3 separate regions of the Mus musculus genome follow, and all the other regions are linked to region 2. A link is a contact called in ENCODE Hi-C or POLR2A ChIA-PET data. All regions are on one chromosome and are shown on one strand. Each heading gives the region's core, a stretch centred on a gene start or an enhancer-like site at or near the end of the contact. The rest is flanking DNA. Distances are from core to core; before and after follow the strand shown.

The links. A loop is a pair of places that touch in the nucleus more often than their neighbours do. ChIA-PET counts read pairs that join two places held with the same protein, here RNA polymerase II (POLR2A).
Region 1: POLR2A ChIA-PET joins it to region 2 with 10 read pairs in Patski. The contact joins the promoter of Melk here to the promoter of Zcchc7 in region 2. POLR2A ChIA-PET finds 5 or more read pairs at or near these places in 2 of 5 experiments (Patski and embryonic stem cell).
Region 3: a map of left cerebral cortex shows a loop between it and region 2 (4-fold over the local background). The contact joins the promoter of Polr1e here to the promoter of Zcchc7 in region 2. A Hi-C loop is called at or near these places in 1 of 37 maps with a recorded cell type or tissue (left cerebral cortex). POLR2A ChIA-PET finds 5 or more read pairs at or near these places in 4 of 5 experiments (Patski and embryonic stem cell).

The regions. Positions count from the first base shown.
Region 1 is chr4:44,298,799-44,302,590 of GRCm38, forward strand. Melk (maternal embryonic leucine zipper kinase) reads left to right here and starts at 2,119. Exons shown (of 18, transcript NM_010790.2): 1 at 2,119-2,274.
Region 2 is chr4:44,755,261-44,759,222 of GRCm38, forward strand. Zcchc7 (zinc finger, CCHC domain containing 7) reads left to right here and starts at 1,299. Exons shown (of 9, transcript NM_138590.4): 1 at 1,299-1,432.
Region 3 is chr4:45,016,698-45,020,212 of GRCm38, forward strand. Polr1e (polymerase (RNA) I polypeptide E) reads left to right here and starts at 1,912. Exons shown (of 12, transcript NM_022811.3): 1 at 1,912-2,095; 2 at 2,577-2,680. The coding sequence starts at 1,975.

The DNA of each region.
Region 1 (3,792 bases), core at 869-3,368, 460 kb before region 2:
AGTTGAAGTTCCCTCTTCCCAGATACCTCTAGTTTGTGTCAAGTTGACAACAATACTAATCAAAACTGGGAGCCAGTGAAATAGTTCCTTTGTAGAAGTGTGTGAGAAGGGGCAGTATGTCATCAATAAATGGTGATGGAACCATTAGCAAACACAAGCTCATCTATGAAATAGGTTTCTAAAAGCCTGCCCTTGGACAGGCTTCATGAAAGAGATTGGGACTCTAAATGTGTCCATTGATACAGGTTCAACAAAATTGCACTAGGGCACGCCCCATGTTGTATTCTGCTTTATGATTATCTGTGGGGAGGGCTCACTAAAAAGCTCTGTACATTGGTACCCTCTGTCTCTTTGGTAGCTACTTTCAAAACCAGACAGTCCATGAAGATGTGAATTAACTGCTGAGTGTCAAATAATTATAAAGATGCAAATACATATGCATCTTTATTTTTTTCTTCCCCATGGTTGTAACTCCTAATATATATATTTTTTGAGACAGGGTTTCTTTTTGTTTGTTTGTTTTTTTTCGAGACAGGGTTTCTCTGTGTAGCCCTGGCTGTCCTGGAACTCACTTTGTAGACCAGGCCGGCCTCGAACTCAGAAATCAGCCTGCCTCTGCCTCCTGAGCGATGGGATTAAAGGTGTGTGCCACCACGCCCGGCTCTAATATTTTTCTGGTTTGGGCTGTCACTACAATTTAACTCATGCAACCTATGTAAGTTTTATAATGACCAAGCTCATGACTAGGTATAATAGGGATGCTATGATGAAAAATACTTCTATTGGCATACTGGGTGTTTATGGCGCATTGAATTTTTCTTTCTTTCTTTTTTCTTTTTCTTTTTTTCCAAAAATCATTTCTGTATTTGTTTGCAGGGAGGGGTAAATGAGGAAGTCAGATTTCTGGGGATTGAATTTAGGTTTTCAGGGCTGGTGGCAAGTATCTTTACCCATGAGCCACATTGCTAGCATCTTGATGGGTAGTTAATTTAGTTCCTAAGGTTTTATAACTTATAGCAACAGATTTTAGTAAGAATTATGAGATGCACAGGGAAAAGTGGCACAATGTTAGAGCTCTTGCTTAGAATAGCCAAGGCCAGGGAGAGCCCTCCCATGAACCAGAAGGGGGAAAAAGATCAGGGGAAAGAGGGGTCAATGGGTAATGGCAATTGGTACCAAGTTGACAGCTTGACTTGATTAGTTAGACCCATTAGGTGGCAAGAGAGAACCAACTCTTGAAAGTTGTCCTCTAACTGCCACAGGTGTGAAGTGACACGTGCCCCCCTTCCCACAAGCACGCACTCGAATAAATGAATGTAATGAAAAATTAAGAACATAAAAAACTTAATTATATGAAAACTTTTTTTTTTTGTTTTGTTTTTGTTTTTCGAGACAGGGTTTCTCTGTGTAGTCCTGGCTGTCCTGGAACTCACTCTGTAGACTAGGCTGGCCTCGAACTCAGAAATCTGCCTGCCTCTGCCTCCAAAGTGCTGGGATTAAAATATGAAAACTTAGCAAGTCAATGTCTTCTGGAAAAAATTTCCTTGTCCCTATGAGATATGCACACTGCAGTTAGTAAAGGCAAACTATTAAAAAAAAAAAAGGAAGTGAAGATGAGAGAGGGTTTTGGGTGGTGTGGGGAGCAAGAAGGGAGAATAAAGTGGATATGATCAACATACATTGTATACGTGTATGAAAGTGTCGAAGAATAATGGTATTTTTAAAAAAATAAAAATATTCTTAAAAAAAAAGAAAGAAGGAGGCAAGGCCTTAAGTCTTCAGTCAGTATCTTTTTTTTTTTTTTAAATTAGGTATTTTCTTCATTTACATTTCCAATGCTATCCCAAAAGTCCCCATACCCTCCCCCCCCCACAACTCCCCTACCCTCCCACTCGCACTTCTTGGCCCTGGCGTTCCCATGTACTGAGGCTTAAGTCAGTATCTTAAAGTCTTCACCATCACCGATCCTGAGCATTTGACATCCTACACATTTAGTATCCCATCAAAAGTTTGAGCCTATCTCGCCCCGCCCCACCATCGCTCCGCCCAGTTTTCTCCCGGCCCCGCCCCACCTCCCTGGGACTGGGCTCCCTTGGGCCCCGCCTCTTCCGGCCCGCGAGGTTTGATTCCTTTGGCGGGCGGAAGCTGCTGGAACTTGAATCCTGCAGAAATTCCCACCGACTTGTTCCGGCTTTGCTAGACTCTGCAGCCGGCTGCTTCACCTTCTGTCCTGTTCGGTCCTGTTCGGTCCTTGCTGGGCCCGCTGCCCTTCAGGTCAGTTCTTCCGTCCTCGGGCCGCACTCTGGGCCTCGTGGGGCGTGGCCGGGAGACGGAGTTTCCCTGGGGTTCCACCCATCAGCACTGTTCTCTGTGAGAACGTCTAGGTTTTTCGACCCTGGCTTTCACAGATGGTGGATGGTAGTTTTTTTTTTTTTTTTTTTTTTTTTTTGTCTCGGGTTCTGAGATGTATCTTGCGTCTTGAACTCACTGGTCTCGAACTCACTTTGTAGCCAAAGTGGTCCTTGAATTCTGGATCCTCCTGCCTTACCTTCCTGAGCGCAGGAGATACAGGCGTGAGCGCTCCCCACTCCCCATTCCCCGCTCAGCGGGTAATTGATAAAGTTTGACAGAGCATTTGACGCCCCGGAGGCTCCCATAATGGGAATTTCCAGTTCTGTTTCAGTGCTTTTGACTGTCTGCAAAAGCGATTCAGAGATGGGCTTTGAGGCACTTACACTTTTCAACTCAGTTTTCTGGGGTATTCCAGTTAAAAGAGAAATGTGTGTAACCCCTTTGTAGAGCCCAAATCCTTCCTCACCTTGCACCTCTAAAGCAAGTGGCCCGAGACTCGTATTGTAAGGACGCCCAGAGGCTATAGCAGTAAATGGAGGAGCCAGGTGGCTCCTGCCAAGAAGGGTGTGGAGGGGAGCAGTTCCCTGCTTCTCATCCCAAGGCAGGAGCTCACACTAAGGTGAGGTAGTGAGTGTTCTAGTCTCACCTTAGGTAGATTTCTGTGGTTAATGGAGGAGGAGGAAGAGAGGGTTTCAGAGGGGTCTGAAACGTTGGCTAGAGAATTTAGTCCCAACTTTTGTTCATGTTTTGGCTTCTGTTTCTTCTTAAACACCTTCGTGGAAACAGTGGCTCTGTCCCTTTTATCTATTATGAACCAACTAGATGGACAGGTTAGTCCCTAAATGCTTTTGGGAATGAATGCCTCTATTGCTGCTCTCAGAAATCTCCGCAAAGGAGCAGAAGGGTGCCGCCACTCAACTGTATTCTAAGGCCAGGTTGTAAGCCATTCTGCACTCTCATCTGAAATGACCAGATCAGTGTCAATGAGCACGAGAGGCAAGTTAATGTGTTTTGTAGTAAGTGATAGCATGGCTCAAATAACACCATACTGGTAGCAAAATACCCTCAGTTTGCCTTTTATGAGGACTCACTGTATAGTCCAAGCTGGCCTCTAACTCACAGAGATGCACCTACCTGCCTCTGTTCCTGAGTGCTGGTATAAAGGCATGTACCACAGTTATCTAATAGAATCACAAATTTCCCAATATCTAGCTAATTTCTTATTTTTTTCAGAAAAGTGTCTCTATTGCATATACCCCATTTCTTCACCAACTAGAGGAGTTCTGAGATATCATATTTTTGCTTTCTGTATTCCAATTTCTAGAAGGTAAACGGGATGTGTACAGTTATTTAGACCCAGCTTTATACCTACAACATGATCTAATCACTAGTCTCTTTTGGGGGGAGGTGGGGTGGGGTGGGCTGAGGCTTTGAGACAGG
Region 2 (3,962 bases), core at 49-2,548:
ATCCCCCAAATAGGTTTTTCAATTTTGCCTTTTTATAGTGTCTTGTCCCTTTCTTTCCTAGCACATAACCATAATGCTAATCGAATTTTGTAATTATTTTCAAACTCCTAATACTGTAACAAGACCTTAAAATTCTTCTACTTTATCTGGACTTTCTAGAACAGCCTGACATTTTCCTGAAACTCTTCCCCCAACCCCCCTATAATTTAGTTTAAGTAAATATAAGCTTAGTTTTCTAATAACGTAGAAGGCTGACAGCTTGGCTCTAATATGTTCAATAAATGTTGGCAAAAAGATTTAAAATCAAACTCATCTATCAGGGATGTTGTCAGTACCTAATTCGGTATTTGTAAAGTTGCTTAGATGAACTTATGTTTGTTTGTGTTTGACTGTGACAAGGTCTTAAGTAGCTCAGGCTATCTTTGACTGCTCCACGTTGCTAAGGATGAACTTGAATTCCTTATTTTCCTTTTTCCACCTCCTCTGTACTAGGCTGCTTATGTGGTGGAACTTAAAAATGAACCCAGGGCCTTCTATGCGGTAAGCAAGCACTTTACCAACTGGGTTACACGTCCAACCTCATAATTAAAGTTTTTTTGTTTTTTTGTTTTTTCTTAAAGGTGTGACCAAGGGAACCAATGCTGGAGGCCGTGAACACCGTCTCCTAGTACCAGAAAGAACAGCATTTACTCCGTGTTGCAGGAGTGCAGCTCTTCACGGTTCACAAACAGTTAACAAGGCGGAAGCACCTCCGAGTGCACTTTACAACCTAAGGTGAGAAAAGCCGTGCGGTCACTATTCCCACTAGCGGAAAAACCAAAACCCAAACCAGACACTCTCAAAAATGCCTCTTCCCGCGCTGGCATTATCAAGGTCCCTCTCCGAAGTCACCTACTAACCCTAAATCCCCTACTAACTCTGACCTCCACCCGGAAAAGGGGCCGATTTGCTCTGCGCCACGTGTTACTACGAGGGCGTCACCCAGAGCTAGAAAAGAGACAGCCCCTGCCGACCGGACCAAGGTATCATGGGAATTGTAGTTTTCTTTCCAACACGGGAGTAAGTGAACTCGCACTTACTTTTGCCCTTCAAGTAGCTTCTATTTAGTATAACTCATAAGATAAAAATATGCACCATAATTTTTTCAGCCGAGATTTCTTTTCGAAAGGAAGGATGAAGAAAAAAAGAACAAAACCAAACACAAAGTTTATAGGCGGAGAAAACAAAGGGTTAATAAGCGTTACGCATGCGCTCGGAGGACTCGCGGGTTGGGCGGAAGGACAGCTCCCAAGAGCTCTGTTTTCCCCGGAAGTACCTTCTCCTCCCTGGAGTCCGCGCGGACGCGGCTTCCTTACCTCATTTGTCCTCGCCCCTCCCCGTTCCTCTACGCGTTTCGGTTCCTGGTTGGTGCTTCCTGGTCGCGGCCGCGGCAGTGAGTATGTGTGTGACGGACCCCGAGCTGTCCCGCGGCCGGGGGACCCCTTCCCCTCTCCGCCTCGCCCGCGGAGCTGTGGAACTAATGCGTGCCCCTCTCTGGCCTTCCCCTCCCGGTCCTTCGGGGCTCAGCGCAGTGCAGCGCAGCAAATGGCCTCTCAGCTCCGTGCCGCCCCACGCGGCTCAGTGACCGGGCTGGGGTTTGGCGGCCCGAGACCAGGGCTTGGGCAAGGCTGGGCGGCGATGGCCTTGACGGGCACGTCTTCTCTGTCGGCGTTACTCCACCGCCTCCCACGGTTCACCCGTCCTGGGGAGGTGGGCCAGTCCCGAAATGTGGAGGTCTCCCTTCGCTGAGGGGAACCTGGCCCTCAAGGATGCGTCCAGTCGGGGGCCACCTTAAGCTGGTGCTGTCAAGTAGCCGCTTCACGAGTAGACACAAAGAATCTGGGAACTATGCCCCATTCCTTATATAAAACCAGGGTATCCTAAGATGATCCTCTGCCCCCGCGCCCGCACACCCTAACAGCAGACAGTTGTAGTCAATTTTACTGTGGGGAAATCGAGGTTGGGAGTTGGCAGCCCCCAGTTCCAGCCATCACTGATTAGCTGCCGACGCTCAGAATACCTTTAGGTCGAGTTTACTGTGATTTCAAGTCTCAGGGTTGAATGAAGGAAACTTTTTTTTTTTTTTTTTTTTTTTTTTTTTGAGACAGGGTTTCTCTGTATAGTCTTGGCTGTCCTGGAACTCACTTTGTAGACCAGGCTGGCCTCGAACTCAGAAATTCGCCTACCTCTGCCTCCAGAGTGCTGGGATTAAAGGGGTGAGCCACCACGCCCGGCAGAAGGAAACTTTTAAGGGCCTTTTTTAGCCCATTGGATAATTTTTTTCCTGAGCCTGTTTTTCCCAAGTATAAAATCACCCTTAATTTAATGACTAGGCTCCCTTCAAAAGCTCTCGACTTGGTGTTGAACATTTAGACCTTAAATTGCAGCGTGTGTATTTAAGACGGTGTTGTGCTTTAGGGACAGTTAATTATTGTCATTTAGTCAGAGGATGGGGAATGATCTGAGGGAAGAATTGGAAGTGAAAATTGTATGAAAACTACACGATTAACAGTGCATGGGACAAATAGGAGAAGCACTGTTTCCAGCAGAGTCCAAAGAGTAGTTAGAAGTTAACATCAGTAAATTTAGCATGCATTTCTGACATGGAGACAAGCCCATTGTTTCTCTCTTTGATGGTCCCATTTGGATTCCTTACCTCCTTTGATTGGAAGTGACAGTAACATTTGAAAAAGGGGCAGACATTTTAACTTTTGTAATTGGTTTTGTTTCTGCCTTCACTGAATCTCAGTAGCACACTGAGATTCTTGTAAGTTATAAACCTAAGTGGAGAATAAACTATTAGTCATTTTATCCATTGACAACTGTGGATTTAAAAATTCAGCCCTCAAGGTGGGGTCCAGCCCCAGGTAGAACACTGGCTTAGCATGTCCAGGCCCCTGGATATAGTCCCCAGCACCATCAAATGAATAAGACCAAATTTGGGATTTAAATCTACCTCAGATGACCTATAGCACCCAGAAAGAAGCTCTAAGCTGGAAATACTTTGAAAGAAAATTAAGAGCAAAGCGTCTAGAATGACTAGTAGGTAATCTTTTAAGGGGGAATATTGGCTTTTAAGTCTTGGTAAATTCTGGAAACCTAATTAACCTTTGTTAGTTTAAAGAAATTCAATGACTGTCCCCCCCCCCCAAAAAAAAAAAACCACAGTGAGTGGTTTTATATTCTTTCTTTAGATAAGCTTCTTTTCCACTTCTGATATTTTAGATTTTAAAATGTGATCAGTCTTCTGAGTTGCTGTGCTTTGATAACATCTTTTGTTTATTTACTCTTTGGGGATGGGTTCTAGGGGTTAAGACAGGAACTTCTGACCAAATGCTAGGATTATTGTGTGTCCCTGTGCCCTACCACACAGAACTTTGATAAAGTTTAAGTACCAGTTAGGTTCTTAAATAGTAAATTTGTAAGTTTAAATGTCTACTACTCCTTTTAATTAAAATGTCTGTTTCAGGTTTGTATTCCCTGTGGAAAGTTAATGTATATGTCAGATAAATGTAGGTGTTTAGCCAGTACACATATAGCAGTATTTGTAGTGATGATTAGCTTAGATCAGGAACATGTAAATCATGCTAGCCGAGTTCTTAACCAAGTGTCCAGCCTTAGGGAGGCCTCCTTGTGTCTTTGGACCTGTTTCTTCAAATGTTTCTAAAGGGAGTTTTGTGAAAACAATCCAGCAGGTACTTTTTAGATGTAAATGTTTGTCAGAAACATGTGTTAGCTGGTTAAGTATGCTCAGTAAAAAGCTGAGAAAGCCTTCTGCGTCAAAAAGCGTGTGTGTGCACATGCAGATACACATGCAGATTCATACTCATCCTTGAGTATACTTTTTAAAAATTAAGTGAATTTGATTGAAATTAACGTTGTAACAAACCAAAACAGCTTGAGGCAAACCTTAACTTTGGCAT
Region 3 (3,515 bases), core at 662-3,161, 260 kb after region 2:
TGGGGAGATCATAGTCACCCTCAGGCACAGAGTAACCCCAGGTAGTGATGTTGCCATTTCACCATTTCAAGGACCATGGTGCTTTGAATAGCAAAGCCATAGTGTCCCTGTGCTAGAGAGGGGTCGAGACGCCATCACTTGGTTTCTGGGAATTGAACTCAGGACCTCTGCTTGCTCCTCTTGCTGGCCCCGTTTGCTCCAGCCCAAAGAGTTATTTATTACTATAAGGAAGTACACTGTAGCTGTCTTTAGACACACCAGAAGAGGGCATCAGAGCTTATGTGGTTGCTGGGATTTGAACTCAGGACCTTCAGAGGAGCAGTCAGTGCTCTTACCGGTTGAGCCATCTCTCCAGCCCTCTTTGGCACCTCTTAACTTCCATACAAGTGTCCATTTTTATGTAGCCAGTGAACATATACATAGTATCTATTATGTATAAACCCTATGCTAACTTGTTGCAAGAACATTAGTATTTCTGAGGTGCGCTCCCTGACTTAGTTAGGCTCCAAGGATTGATGACCTGGTCTACTCTATTACCTACCCTTTCCTTCATTCGCTCATTTTTAAATTTTATTTTACATTGATTTATTTTGTGTGTGCATGCAGATGTATGCTACCGAGTAAGCTCTCTTCTTCCACCAGGTGGGTCCTAGGAAGACCATCAAACTTGGTAGCAAGTGCCTTTATCCACTGAGCTTTTTCCAGACCTCTCACTCAACATTTGCTGAGGTCCCCCCCCCCCCCACTTTTTTTTTTTACAGGACCTTTCAGGAGTTGGAGGTGCAGAAGTGAAAGAAATGAAATAAACTTTCTTTCTGGCTGGGTGTGATGGTGTGTGTATGTAATCTCAGCACTTGGCAAGAGGATGGGGAGTCACCCTCAGGCACAGAACAAGTGGAGTTTGAAGACAACCTGAGCCCAAAAGGAACAGAGACCTCAGTCCCTTCTTCCTCCTTTCATCCTTGACCACCAGATGAGCAGTTTTGCTTTACCATACATTCCCTCTTGGGACCCAAATAAATTAATAATTTAAAAAGTGAAATGTTTCTAATAGGCTCTACCATTCATTACTAACCTCAAATAAACTGAGTATGGAAAAGATTCTGACAGAAGGGGGGATGACTAATTAGTTAACTAAGTCCTTTTATATTCTTTTTTCCTTTCTGGAAAGAATCAATAGAAAATCACTGGGTAGAGTCAAAGAAAGTGTAACCTTCCAACCAAAGAGTTGTGACAGCTAGAAGCAAAGTATAATTTGTGTGTATGTGTGACAGTTCTCACTTGAACTTGCCTCAAATTCATGGCAGCCCTGCTCTTAAATGCTGGGATTACAAGTGTAAGGCTGCAACACGGTTTCTGACAGGCTCTTTTAGCTGAAAAGGCAGTATCAAGGCCGTTGGGGAAATTGAATACTACAAGATTACATGGTTGAATCACTGTTAGCTCTCTTATTTGGGTGGCTGCATTGAAATTACTCAGGGAGAAACCCTACATTAGTCAGTTTTTTTCTATTACCTTAACAAAATATGTGAGACAAAGCTGGTGGTCTAATCTCCGTGAATTTGAGGCCATTATGTTTCACAGAATGAGTTCCAGACCAACCAGGATTACACACATGGTGATAGCCGGCCTTAAACGACAATAACAACACAAAATGAAGACAGCTCATAAAGAGGAACGGTTTCTTTTATTTTGGTTCACAGTTCTGGAGATTTTGGTGTGACTGGTCCCACAGCTTAGAGCCTGCGGTGAGCAATACAACACAAAAGTGAAGCTGCTCTCCTGGAGGTCCGAGACGAAAGGGGAGTTACTGCATCCTCCTGCAAGGGGGAGGGTGTGATCCTCAAGGGAAAGAACCAAAGAGTGGGCGGGGACGCGATCCAGTGAGGGGCGTGGCCTTACTGCTGGTGTACCCTGGGCGGGGCCTAGAATGTCACTTCCGGTTTTTGAGTCCGCGTGTGAACCGGCGAGCTCATGGCTACTCTGGAGTCTCCTGGGATGGATGACCAGGCTGGAGACACGGAGACAGAGGCGCTACAGAGTGCAAGGTGGCTGTACTGTGGAGAGCCCGACGACAGGCAGAAAGCTGTGCTGGGTAAAGACCGCCGACCCGGAGCGGAGTTCCGCGTAATCCTTTCCGCTTCTGTCTGGGTACCACGGTAGCCCACTGCCTGCAGCCGGGACAGGTTCCCTGCCACCATCACCTTTTCCCTCCGCATTCATCTATCGTCACCACTTCGGACTCGTCTCAGGGCAGTGCCCAGGGACCTGACATCTCCACAGCTCTCTCATTTGCCCTTTTCCCCCCTCTACGGAGCAGAGTTTCCTCTCTTGCCAGTTAATGGCATTTCCTCAGTCGTTCTCTTTTGTCACAACCCCTGCCCAGAGGTCACTTCCCCTCCCCTCCTCCATCTCCCTCTTTAGAACTGGACCAGGGCTTTCTTCATACCCCCCCGCCCCCCGAAAGTCGGACTTAAGCTCCCTTGCCTTCACTACCGGCGTCCAGCCACAGTGCAGGTCTCCCCATCCATACCCTGCTGGTCCTCGCCTCTTATTCTTGGCTTACACTCTTACAGTCCAGTTCTCCAATGGGAAGCTGCAGAATCCGGGCGACATGCGCTTCACCTTGTACAACAGCACCGACTTAGTAAACCCCAGGCAGAGGAGTCACCGGATCGTGGTAAGTGCTTGCTGGTACAGATGGTCTGGGCTCTGCAGACCTCAAAAGGTTCTTGGTGTGGGCAGACATGGGAGACCTGGCCTGGGGGGGAGGAAAGGAGGAGTAGCAAATGAGACTCTGGCCCCACTGAGGAGCAAGATTTTGGGCTTTTCACTTATATGGGCTTTATCTTTCCAGACAGGGTTTCTTCCTGTAGCCCTGGCTATCCTGGAAATTACTATATAGACCTGGCTGGCTTTGAACTCAGAGAATCACCACCTGTCTCTGACTCCGTAGTGCTGGGATTAAAGGTGTGCAGCACCACCCACCCCTGGCTTCATAAGTTGTCCCCCTACATGACCTTATTGAACGTTCACCATGTCCTCATGCCGCAGGCTAAGGAAGCATCTTCATGGGATTTGCACCTCTTAGGGAGGTCACTGTTCAGAGCTCAGCTTCAACCCTATTTTATGTGTATGGGTGTTGTTCATTTTTGTCTATGTACAATGTGTGTGTAGCTAGTGGAAGCCAGAAGTGGGCATTGGATCCCCTAGAACTGGGGTTACAGATGCTTGTGAATCAAATGTGACCCCAGAGTGATGGTTTTTTTGTTTGTTTGTTTGCTTGTTTTTTCAAAGGTTTCTTTGTACAGCTCGGGTTGGCCTTGAACTTAGAGATCTACCTGTCTCTGCCTCCTGAGTGCAGGGATCTGGGATTAAAGGCCTGTGCCACCACCACCCAGCTCCACAGGATGCTTACTAGCATCTCTGGTCTCTCCCGGGTAGATGCCAGGGTTAAGACCGGTCTGCTTTCCAGAGACTCAAATTCACCAAGTAGTACAGGCATACAGTAGAGC